Regions from separate parts of the Homo sapiens genome. Here all the other regions are linked to region 1. A link is a contact called in ENCODE Hi-C or POLR2A ChIA-PET data. All regions are on one chromosome and are shown on one strand. Each heading gives the region's core, a stretch centred on a gene start or an enhancer-like site at or near the end of the contact. The rest is flanking DNA. Distances are from core to core; before and after follow the strand shown. Region 1 holds the start of UBTD2 (ubiquitin domain containing 2). Region 2 has its middle 120 kb from the start of SMIM23. Region 3 holds the start of BNIP1 (BCL2 interacting protein 1).

What was found. Hi-C counts contacts between places; a loop is a spot of excess contacts on that map. ChIA-PET counts read pairs that join two places held with the same protein, here RNA polymerase II (POLR2A). Pooled maps may share reads with other maps.
Region 2: a map of ascending aorta shows a loop between it and region 1 (3-fold over the local background). The contact joins the enhancer-like site here to the promoter of UBTD2 in region 1. A Hi-C loop is called at or near these places in 1 of 168 maps with a recorded cell type or tissue (ascending aorta). POLR2A ChIA-PET finds 5 or more read pairs at or near these places in 1 of 52 experiments (H1).
Region 3: a map of ascending aorta shows a loop between it and region 1 (3-fold over the local background). The contact joins the promoter of BNIP1 here to the promoter of UBTD2 in region 1. A Hi-C loop is called at or near these places in 1 of 168 maps with a recorded cell type or tissue (ascending aorta) and 5 of 50 pooled maps. POLR2A ChIA-PET finds 5 or more read pairs at or near these places in 1 of 52 experiments (activated naive CD4-positive, alpha-beta T cell).

Annotation. Positions count from the first base shown.
Region 1 is chr5:172,281,796-172,285,354 of GRCh38, reverse strand. It overlaps UBTD2 (ubiquitin domain containing 2), which reads left to right and starts at 1,591. Exons shown (of 3, transcript NM_152277.3): 1 at 1,591-1,759. The coding sequence starts at 1,690. RefSeq lists enhancers at 314-913, 914-1,514 and a silencer at 1,089-1,998.
Region 2 is chr5:171,666,692-171,670,352 of GRCh38, reverse strand. No RefSeq gene overlaps it. Among named protein-coding and RNA genes, the nearest start is that of SMIM23, 120 kb to the left of the region's middle. RefSeq lists enhancers at 1,528-2,105, 2,106-2,684. Within about 2 kb of position 2,381, at least 9 of the 41 ENCODE cell types and tissues checked have a DNase peak (open chromatin) inside an H3K27ac peak, as active enhancers do; they include ascending aorta, where a contact is called at or near this core.
Region 3 is chr5:173,142,215-173,146,329 of GRCh38, reverse strand. It overlaps BNIP1 (BCL2 interacting protein 1), which reads right to left and starts at 1,799. Exons shown (of 6, transcript NM_001205.3): 1 at 1,701-1,799. The coding sequence starts at 1,784. RefSeq lists enhancers at 1,067-1,136, 1,078-1,606.

The sequences.
Region 1 (3,559 bases), core at 342-2,841:
TCTTTGTATAATAGCTTGATCTATTTCTGTGAGCTAGATTTCCAGATGTGGAATAATCCCGAGTCAAAGGATATGAACATTTTTAAGGCTCTTGATCTGCATTGCCAAATTGCTTTGCAAAAAAGATTGAACCAATTTACACTCCCACCAGCAATGTATGAGAATATATTTAAATGCAAATCCCAAGCTGCAGAGCATCTCTTTCTTAGGTATTTCAACTTAAAAAATTTTTTTTCGTGCTAAGCAAAAGCTGACCCAGGATGTTAAAAAAAGAAAGTCTGATATAAAAATGGAGCAGATAGTTAAAACAGCTTCTTAGGCAGAAATAAGCTTTAGAAAGTCCCAAGCAGGATGATAACAATTTTAAGGCATCATAGCACGAAGCACAATTCTAAAGGGACCATTAACAATTTGGCTGAGATTGGAAAAGTAACCGCCAAGAATGTTGGGCGTGGTCAATGTCCCAAATTCTAGATTCGAAAAGGCAGGGTGTTTCACTCATTTACACTTCACTTTGGCCTAAGGACGATTTAAGATACCCAAAGGCAGGATCTTGATAAGTAGTATTGTTTGAATCATTAATCCCGTGAAAATGAAAGAAACCCACGCCCCCTGAACTAAGGTCAGCGTTTATCTCTTCTTTCCAGGCGTTCCATCAGGACGCCTCGCCTCTAATCTCAGTTTGGTTTGCCACAACCACTGCCTCCACCCCTAATAATGGGGCCCCATGATTTTAGGGAAGACGGGGGTGGGCAGGCAAGAGGAAGCCCAGATTCGGGGTACCAACCCACGGAGCGCCATACAAATTCAAAGGGCGCTGGGACCTCAACGTTCGGCCAGGACACTCTCCCCCGAGCCCCCGTTATTTGGGAAACCGCCCCGTCCCCGCCTGCGAGTCTTCCACGACTACTTCTCGGTTCCCCCGTGCGACCCGCTTCCACCAGCAAGAAGGAGCCGACGGCCGAGGAGCCAGGAACTCGATTTCGCCCCTTCCCACTCCTCTTTTCTCACTTTTGTTCGGCTTTTTCCTGCTTTCCCTCCCTTCTTCCCTCTCCTTTCTTCTTCCCGTCCTCCCTCTCTCCTCCTCCCCTCGCCTCCAGTCCTCCCCCCGCCTGCAGTCCTCCCCCCACCTAGCCCCCTGCGTCCCCTCCCCCGCCTCACCCTCGCCCCGCTCCGCTCGCAGCCCCGCCCGCAGCCAATCAGAGCGCGGCCTCCGGTGGCCCCGCCCTTCTCCGGCGATTCCGGGCGGGCCGGGCCGAGCCCAGGCCGTGGGTGCGGAGGGCGGCGCCGCGGGCCGGGGGCCGATGGGTCCTGGCGGACGCGAGGCGCCGGCGCGGGGCTCGCCTGGACTCGGGTGTGCGGGGCTGTGAGGGGGCGAGGCGGGCGCTGCGGCCCGCCCGGGATGGGCCAGCCCTGGCCTGGCGGGGCTGAGCCGAAGGCGAGGGCGGCGCGCGGGCCAGGCCTGCCGGGCGGGCGGCCCGGGGGTTGAGGTAGAAGTGGGCGCGGAGGAAGGGGCCGAGCCAAGGCGGTGGGTGGAGCGGCGAGGGGGGCGGAGGCTGGGCCGCGGCGGGCGAGCGGAGCGGCGCGCCTGTCCGGAGCTCGGCGGTGGCGCCGGAGGAGGCTGCAGCGGCGGCGGCGGCGGGCCCGGACGAGCGTCCGGAGGTGGCGGACGAGGCGCCGGGGGCCCCCATGGGCGGGTGTGTGGGCGCCCAGCACGACTCCTCGGGCAGCCTCAACGAGAACTCGGAGGGCACCGGAGGTAGGTGAGCGCCAGGGGGCAGCCTCGGCCCCCCATTGTTCCCGGCCAGGCCCGGCCACCTGTCCCGACCCCCGCGGGCCGCGCCGGGCCCCCGCGCCCCTTTGTCATCCCCTCTTCCACGTCATTCCCCGCGCTCCGCTTCCGGCTGTCCTGCCAGCCGCGGGGGTCGCCCCTTCCCGCCCCAGCCCTGAAGAAAAGTCCTCTGAGCGCCGGGGACGTAGCCCTTGGCCTCGCCGACCGCCCCGCTCGGCTCGGGGAAGTCGGACCCGAAGCTGCCCTTCTGGCCACCTCACTCCCTCTCCAGGCCGTTTAATTATTGAGGATCAGGATGGCGGCGCCGGGGTTGCAGAAAAGCGAATTGATGGCGGGGGGAGGGAGCTTGATGCGTTCCCTCCGACGGGCCCCGCCACATCTTTCCGCACCCTTCCTTGTTCTGTGGAGTTGGCTGGTCTCAGCTTTCCTGAGTTTCAGATGACAGCTGCCCCGGTTGGTTCCAGATTGGCCATTTAAACCTGCGAGTTTCTGGAGCTCGGCTGGAGGAGTCTCCAGTGGCCGCAGGCATTGTATTAAGGAGGGGTGGGGAAACGGTCTTCCCGGGTAAAACGTGGCTCCTAGCTAGAGCTTGGGGGTGTTAGGCCGGTGTGCTGTCGGGGTGGGCTAATCACATTCCCATCTGTCTTACGTAGAAGGAAAATATGTAGGATAAAAGTACAAGTGCAGTTGGACCCTGACTTACCCCACCCAGTAAGATCAGTACTTTAAAAGTTTTCTAACACGGGAACGCACTCCTACTTTATAGTAAAAGCGTGCTGAGGATAGGTATTTTAATTCAATCAGTAGTAGTTGTAGTATGGCAGTATAATAATAAAATTAGTTCTATCTTTATTTAAGTGACCTTTGGTTACGTCCATTCTGTAGAATATTTTAGTGATAAACAGCCTTTAGGCAAAGATGACAGCGTTGGTTTGATTTGTGACCTAATGTTAGCTGCCTTAAAATGTGCATGTCTGTAAATTTTTAAATTGTTTGGGTATGGGAGGGTTTACAACTTTTTCGTAGCATACTAACATTTAGACCAGTTGCTTGCCCTGTCACTTAAGCTCTCTTCACAAACCATGTACACCTAAGTTTTTTGGCTAATGGATTTCCTGAATTCCATGATGGTTAGCCATGCCACTTTATTAAAATCTGTGGGTATCCTGTATGACTAAATCCTGGGTAAATAACTTGAGAACTCAGTGGAAGTTGTCTTGAAAAAGTCCATGAAAATGCTACTTTATAGTGTATTTTATGTCGTAGCATTATTACTGGCATATTGAGATCCTCAGTGACAACAAAGCAGGAAGATAAAAAGGGCACGATTTAAAACAGCCTTGGGTTAAGGTGAAATTGAAGGATCAAAATGAATCTTCCTCTAATTGTGTTGATCATTAATGATTCTGAAATATATTAGTATTTGTTATCGCTAGTGTTTAGTTTTAATTAAATTTTTTTCACACTCATTTTAATATTGTCATAAGCATTTTGCTCTTCTCCGTAATGTATGTGGATTAATTTATTTAAGCCTTTTGGTAGTGTGACTTATGACCAGACAGGCATTATTAATATGGGCTTTAAAAAGCGTGAAATCTTAGCTTTGGGTAATTTATTACCGGTGGTATCCAGTTAGATAGCTATAGTATCAGTTTCTTTGAGGACTGAGTTCTCTGGACCGTAAGCTCTGCTGTACATGAAGTTTAGAAAAAGGAACATTAACCACCAAACGTCTTTATTTTCTTTTGGAGAGAGGACATGGGCCCT
Region 2 (3,661 bases), core at 1,132-3,631, 620 kb after region 1:
CAGGTATCTTGACTCTTAGTAAGGTCACTTGGAGACCTTATGGTTTTCCAAGCCAGAAGAGTGACCAGCTCCGTGAAAGGTTGGGTATAGGAAGTGACCACGCGGCTCAGATCATAGTGCCATGTCCGGGAAATAAATGTGCCTTCTAGGCCAGCAAGGCCCTGATTACACGGCCTTGGCTCAATTAATAGGATAAGCAATAGGTACTTTTAGCTTGGCAAAGTGGTCAAAAACAGGTTGCAAGAATAGTCTGGGCCAAGCCATTCCTCCATAAACTACAAAAGAACCCTAATTTCACAGTTCCTTAGCTTTAAACCAATTTAAGTATATTAAACCCTTCAGCATCTATCATCATGGTAGCTGGGTGGCGGGGGTGGGGGTGGGTACAAGTACAAAGACCAGAGTGAGGATAGAGCAATGTGTGAGAAAAACCTGGATTCTGGTATAGCTCTACTGCCAAGAATATCTCCCTGCCTGGAACAGTTGGAAATGCAAGAGAGTATTTTATGATTTGTCTGTTTGTTTGCCAATTTCAAAGAAATCTTGATGTAGAAAGTTTGAAAAACACATAGAAATATAAAGAAGTAGGAAAAAATCACCCATAATCCAATCATCCAGTAATAACCAGTTTACACTGTGGTATTTTTCTCTCTAGAGTTTCTCTCTGGGCTTTTGTTTTTTAAATAAATGTGATACTTGGCTTGAGACCCATCCACTTCCCAAACTGGATGAGATGAGGCCTGTAACATCCTGAAAATATATATATTTCAGATTGTAAAATGTAATATGCTCATTAGAGAAAATCTAAAAAAATTTCAACAAGGATGAAGAAAATTAAATTAAAATTCCACCACGTAGAGAATTAACATTGGGGTGAATTTCCTTCCCATCTTCTTTCTTTACATTTCTTTGATTATCATACACATGTTTACCTAATTTTGCATTCTACTTTTTTTCCTTAACATTATGTCATGAGCATTTCCTCCCGTTATTGCACATTCTTTCAAGGCTACATAATATTCCTGGGTATGGACATTACCTACCTTATTTAACTCTTCCTTTATAATGAATGTTCGATTTTCTGAGCATTAGTTTTTTTTACAAATGCTTGCCCACAGCTCTTTTATTTCTCTAGGATTGATTCCTTCAGGAGGAATTACTGGGTGAAAGTGGATGAATCTTTTAGAGAATATGAATCTTTTAACACATACTGCTACGTCGTCCTTTGGAAGGGCTGTAACTGGAGCAGTGCAGGGGGGTACCTACTCCATTATACCCTTGATTTAACCTTGAGAGCTCTGCCTGTTTTACTTTGCAAAACGCTATTGCTACTTGAATCATTCCTGAGCTAGGACCCAAAATGGCTACTGCCTTCACTGGGCATGGCTTTGTGACATTAAGTCAGCCAGTTAACTCTTGACTCCATTTCCCCATTCTTACCACGATGTGTTCTTTAAATTCAGATGATTTCAGCTTAAAGTTGGAAATACTGGTTCACATTCCAGCTTCAGCTTTTTAAGATTGTATTTCTTAATCTGCAAAATGGGAATAATACCTAGATTACAGAATAATGATGATTAAAAAACAAAACAAAACATCACAACAACAAAATACGTAAATTGCTTAACACCATGCGCGGCACATAGCAGATGCCCAATGAATATTACAATTATCTTCTTTCCTCTCTTTATCCTCAACATAGAAAGCATTTGAAAAGTCAGGAAAAGTAGCATTAATCTATCAGATTTCTAGTTGAAGAGACCAAAGCTCAGAGAAGTGAAGTAACTTGCCTAAAGTCCTGGTAGCTGGTAAAAGACAGCATGAGGTCCACTCCCAAGATCTAAAAGAGGGGACAGCTGCAGGGCTAAATACGGCCTAGGCATCTGTTTTATTTGGCCCACATAACCAAAAATAAGTAAGAAAATAGGATAAAATTAAATAAAGACAACGTTTAAAAAGAGGAGCTTTTACATCCAGATATGATTTCTGGTTTTTCTTGAGAAACATTCAATCTGGTGACGGGGCTGGTGGAGTCCACTGGTGCCTGTCCCCTTTGCAGAGGCCACGCATTTCCAGTTCTCCAGGTCTACACTGGGTGTCCGTGGGTTTGAGATACTGCGCGGTTCCTGGGTGCACTGGAGTTTGCGACCCCTGCTCTGACCCACTGTGATATTTCAATGTAGGGCTTCTGGCCACCTCCCAGGGTACGCGCTCCCGCTAACCTCAGACGGCGCGGGCCCGGACGCCCGCCCCGAGGCCGGAGAATTGCCCACCGAGCCAGGTCCTGCGGAGGCCCGTTGTAGTCAAAGAATGTGAACGTACATTGTTCTCCGCCCAGCCGCATTCATGCGGGGTGAGCTCACCCTGGCCCGCTGCCTCCTTCCCCCAATCTCTCCAATTAAAAACATATTACCTTCCCGCTCCGCCAGGAGCAGCCCTGGGCCGCAGCTTTATTTTATAAACACATTTAGACAAGTTCAAAAAGGAATGATTCATGCTGGACCTGAGCACTCCTAAAGGCGAGGGCTGCTGAGCATTTTCACAGGGCACGCATCCTGAGCCGGACCAGGCCCGGCCCTCGGGGGGTATCATCTCTCCCGCTCGAAGGCCGGGATTACCTGGATGCAGCTGGAAGGACTTACCCACAAGGCCACCTTTCGGCACTCCCAGCGCAGCCTCAGTCAGGGGTTGCGCCCAGACCAGATCTAGCCACCGGGGGCTCCCGGAGGGGAAGGGCGCAGGCCCTGCCCCTCCCCCGCTGGGAGGCTTCCTCTGATCCCCAATCCTGTCCCCCAACCCCAGTGACCCCTCCTCCTCTCTCCTGAGCGGCTCAGCTCAGAGGCTTCCAGGCCCACCCTACCACCCTGGGTGAATTCCCTCCTTCAACCCACTCCATGCAGCACTCCTGGAGGGTGTACCCTGGAGGGTCTTTTATGCTCTTTCCACAGAGCCAGGCTTAGTGTCTGGCACAAGGAAGGGCACGCGGCAGGTGTCAGATAGAATCACAGTAGCAAGAATGAGGAGCTTGTTGAACAGACAGCATTGAGAGGATGCCAGGCACATACTTAGTAATTTACATCTATTCTTTCATTTAATCATCACAAGCACCCTGTGAAGTAGGTGCTGTTTGTGACAAGGCCATTTCACAGATGAGGAAATTAAAGAGTGGCGGGATTCGGTTTCAGCTGGACTTTACCTACAGGGTTAGCCTTAGCTGTCAGAAGTGAAAGAGCCCATTGGCCATTTGATCTTGTCACTTGACTTGACAGGTCTACAAACGGAGGCCTGGACAGGGAAAGACGTCCCTGAGACTATAAAGGATGGCGTAGCCTCAGCAGGAGACCCAGCTCCCTGCCTCTGTGGGGCACCACGTCGTGCCAGCCCCTGGCATCACGCCTGACACATAGTACGAATTCAGTGGATATTTCTGAAGGAGTGAATTTTTTGTGACACTCCCCCTCAGACCTCAGTTACCCCGACTGTATCTTACTCATATCTGAATCCCCAGTGTCCAACATCAGACCTAGAACAAAGTAGGTTCTCTAAGGATATCTGTTGAAGCAATGGATCAGCGTCTGATTGTGCCATTAGCCACTGCACTTTAATCCTTCATTATTAGTTTACAGTTACTGGGTTATTAATTTTCTCTCCTCAACTGAAG
Region 3 (4,115 bases), core at 550-3,049, 860 kb before region 1:
CTTTCACGGCAGGCTCTGGAGACAGACCAGGTGGATTCGAATCCTGGCTGTAGCAACTTATGAGCTGTGTAAAGTTACCTGGAAAGTTATTTAAATTCTCTGTGTCTGAGTTTCCTTATCACAACACTACTTACCTCATAGAACATCATAGATTATGTATGTATGTAAAGCACTTAGCAGAGCTGCTGGAAAACGGTAAGAACGCAATACATCCAGCTATAATCAGTCTTTCTCATCAGCAATGACAAGAACCCAAATGTTAGAAAGAGTACAGAAGAATGCCTAAGCAATTTAGATTATGTGAAAATGTAATTTCATTTGTATGAAACCTGTTTATTTTTCTATAATTGGCCCAGAAGTTTTGTAATGTATACATCAGAGAAGTGAAGTTCAAGAAGTTTTAAATATCTGCATCAAATTTCACTTTTTCTCTGGCTTATTCATTTAATCACACTTCTTTGCACCGTATTTGTTTATTCTGCATCTAATTTGGTTTATTCTGCATCTGGTTTATCTGGGGAGCCCTATTTTCCTGCACTTTTTGCCACACCTTGTTACAAACTCTGAGTCTACATCTAATGTTTAGTGACTTTGTTGAAAATGATTATTTTTAAAAACCAAGGTTTAGGCCGGGCGCGGTGGCTCACGCCTGTAATCCCAGCAATTTGGGAGGCCGAGGCGGGCGGATCACGAGGTCAGGAGATCGAGACCATCCTGGCTAACACGGTGAAACCCCGTCTCTACTAAGCAAAACACAAAAATTAGCCGGGCGTGGTGGCGGGTGCCTGTAGTCCCAGCTACTCAGGAGGCTGAGGCAGGAGAATGGCGGGAACCCGGGAGGCGGAGCTTGCCGCGAGTCGAGATCGCGCCACTGCACTCCAGCCTGGGCGACAGAGCGAGACTCCGTCTCAAAAAAACAAAAACAAACAAGCAAAAACAAGGTTTAAAACTCGGTTTCTTTTTGCTGAACTCATGGAACCGTGTCTACACTCCCAATTCTTGCCTAAGTCCACTCGTTTATTTTACCTCTACCCTTAAATGGCTTAAGGCGAAACACTTCATTTCCTATCTGTTCAAACGGGGTAACACTCTAAGGTGTTATTCCTAGGTTGACTTTCACAGTCCAGGTCCCAGTTTTGCCACTGACCCAGGTATGCCTTCTAACCTAGGCCTTGGCGCCGTACTCGATTTCCTCAAGCATAAAATCACAACTACGGTCCAGGTTACATTCGTTTCACCCGGTGCCTCCCGTGCCAGGTGGCCTTGGATGCCAGGAGAGCTGGCCAGCAGGGGGCGGGGCTAGCTGCCTCCCGGACGCTACCAGAGGATGCTGAAGCAGCGTCAGAGGGCGGGGCCAAGCAGGGTGACAGGTAGGTTGTGAGGTAGTCAGGGGCGGGGCGACGACCAGGGCTGCAGGTGGAAGGGGCAAAGCCGAGCCCCGAAGCAGTAGCTGAGTCAGGGGCGGAGAACAGTGGGGTGCTCTGGGGATGGGAGATCCGGCGGCACCCGGAAAAAGGATCAAGGCCAGCAGTCACCGGGACACAACCAAATGGGGACCGGGGGGGTAGCCGACCATGGGGCGGAGCCTGTGGTCTGGGAAACCAAGTGGGGAAAGTTCGGGAGTGACACTGCCAAGCTCACAGACCAGCAGAGCTTGGGTTAGGGCTGCTGGAGCCCGGCAGGGGTCCCGGGATCAGTACCTGAATAAGCGCCTTCACCTCCAGGTCAAATTTGACAATCTCTTGGTTACAGATCCGGACGTGGACGTCTTGGGGAGCCGCCATGTTGGGGACGCCGGCTACGGGCAGCGGCAGGACCCAAGTTCAAACGCGTTTTCGCACCACCTTCTTTCCCTCCCCACCCAGTCTCGGGGCAGCGCCCCCTAGAGACCGGCGAAAATGGCAAGCGAGGGTCACTGCGCAGAGTTGGGACTTTCCCTGACACGTGTAGGGAAATCAGCCTCTCCTCTTGGTATGGCCCTAATAACATGGAGAGGAAGGGAAGAGGGAATATCAAGAACGCTTCACAGTGGTCTCTTTCCATCTTCCTTCTGTCAGGCATTCTAATAACTATATATTTTTTACATAGAAAAAAAAAGACTGGAAGAAAAGTATCAATTGAGATGTCTCTGGAAAGTACCAGTAATAATTTTTTGTTTCTTCAAACTTTCTTATATTTTTAATATTTTCTACAGTGAGTATAAATTGTGGAGTAAAAGAGGAAATGATAAACGTCATATATTTTTTAAAGTATGGAGTTCAAGGCAGGTCGGTAGAGTACCTCCTATCACTCCAACACATGATCTAAGGGATCTTTGTAAAACACGAAATTGATCAAGTCACCTACCTGTATGCAGCCCTTCTATGGCTTCTCGTGTTTCCCTTTTGTATACAACTGGATTTATTAAATCTACCTTGCTAAGGTAGTTTTGATGGAAATGTCAGAGCAAACCCTCAACAAATGGTGGCTCTTTTATTTTTGTTAGTAAATAATCCAAGTTTCTTAGCTGGTCCTCAAGGCCATCAGCCACCCCGGCCATCAGCCACCGCACCCTGCGCCCTTCCTGGATTGCTCAAGCTCCTTCTGGATGTGTAGCCTTAGAATGTGGTGTTCCCTCTCCCTAGAAAGCGTTTCCCCCACTCGACCCCACTCCATCTGCATTTGTTCGGGTCACTTCAGCAAGCATAGATTGTGAGGACCTAAAGGCTTAGGACTTGAATGTTCATCTCTCTCTCTTTTTTTTTTTTTTTTTTTGTGGCGGAGTCTCGCTCTGTTGCCCAGGCTGGAGTGCAATGGCACAATCTTGGCTCACTGCAAACTCTACCTCCCAGGTTCAAGCAATTCTCCTGCCTCAGCCTCCTGAGTAGCTGGGATTACAGGTGCGTGCCACCATGCCCAGCTAATTTTTGTATTTTTCATAGACACGGGGTTCACCATATTGGTCAGGTTGGTCTCGAACTGACCTCGTGATCCACCCGCCTCGGCCTCCCAAAGTGCTGGGATTACAGGCGTGAGCCACTGTGCCCGACCATGTTCATCTCTCTTAATCCTCACAACCACCCTTGAAATTGTACTACACTATTATCACAGATCAGGAGTAGGGCTTAGAGTAAATTAAAACAAAAAACAATCAACCCTGTTGCAAGATTACCTATCTTGAAAGTGGCAAAGCCTAGGCCGGGCACGGTGGCTCATGCCTGTAATCCCAGCACTTTGGGAGGCCGAGGCGGGTGGATCACGAGGTCAAGAGATCGAGATCATCCTGGCTAACACGGTGAAACCCCGTCTCTACTAAAAATATAAAAATTAGCCGGGCGTGGTGGCGGACGCCTGTAGTCCCCGCTACTTGGGAGGCTGAGGCAGGAGAATGATGTGAACCCAGGAGGTGGAGCTTGCAGTGAGCCGAGATCGCCCCACTGTACTACTCCAGCCTGGGCGACAGAGCAAGACTCCATCTCAAAAAAAAAAAAAAAAAAAGAAAAAAGAAAGAAAGAAAGTGGCACAGCCTCTACTGAAAGCCATCTTTTCCCCAAAAAATCAATATGGTCCCCACCTGTTGTAAGCGGGGCTATGTGCTTGTCTGTGTCCCTACAGCCCTCTACACACCCTCTCGTAAGGTATTCATCACCCCACTGCACCTAATAGAGAGGCAGTGTATCACAGGCTTGGCATCTGCCTGGGCTCAAATCCTGTCCACCACACACTTCGCATGCCTGTGCCTCTGTCTCCTCGGAAGCTAACTGGTGATAATCAATTGCGCCTACTTCACAGGTTGGAGAATTAAATGAGAAAATACATGAAAAGCACCAAGCACAGTGTGCTAATGTGGCATATAGTAAGATCTCAATGCCCGTTAGCTGCTGTTATTCTACTACTAGCCCACATTTTGGGAGCACTTCCTATGTGCCAGGAACTTTGTACTAAGCGCTTCATGTGTGTCTCGCTTAACTCTTACAACAACTCTGTGAGGTAAAAACGGGGCAGAGAGGAATAATGACTTGCCCAGAGCAAATGGAGTTGCTAGGTCAAAGGATATATGCATTTAAAAATTCTGACATATTACCAAATTGCTCTTCATAGGGATTATGTCAATCCATACTCCCTCCAGCAACATG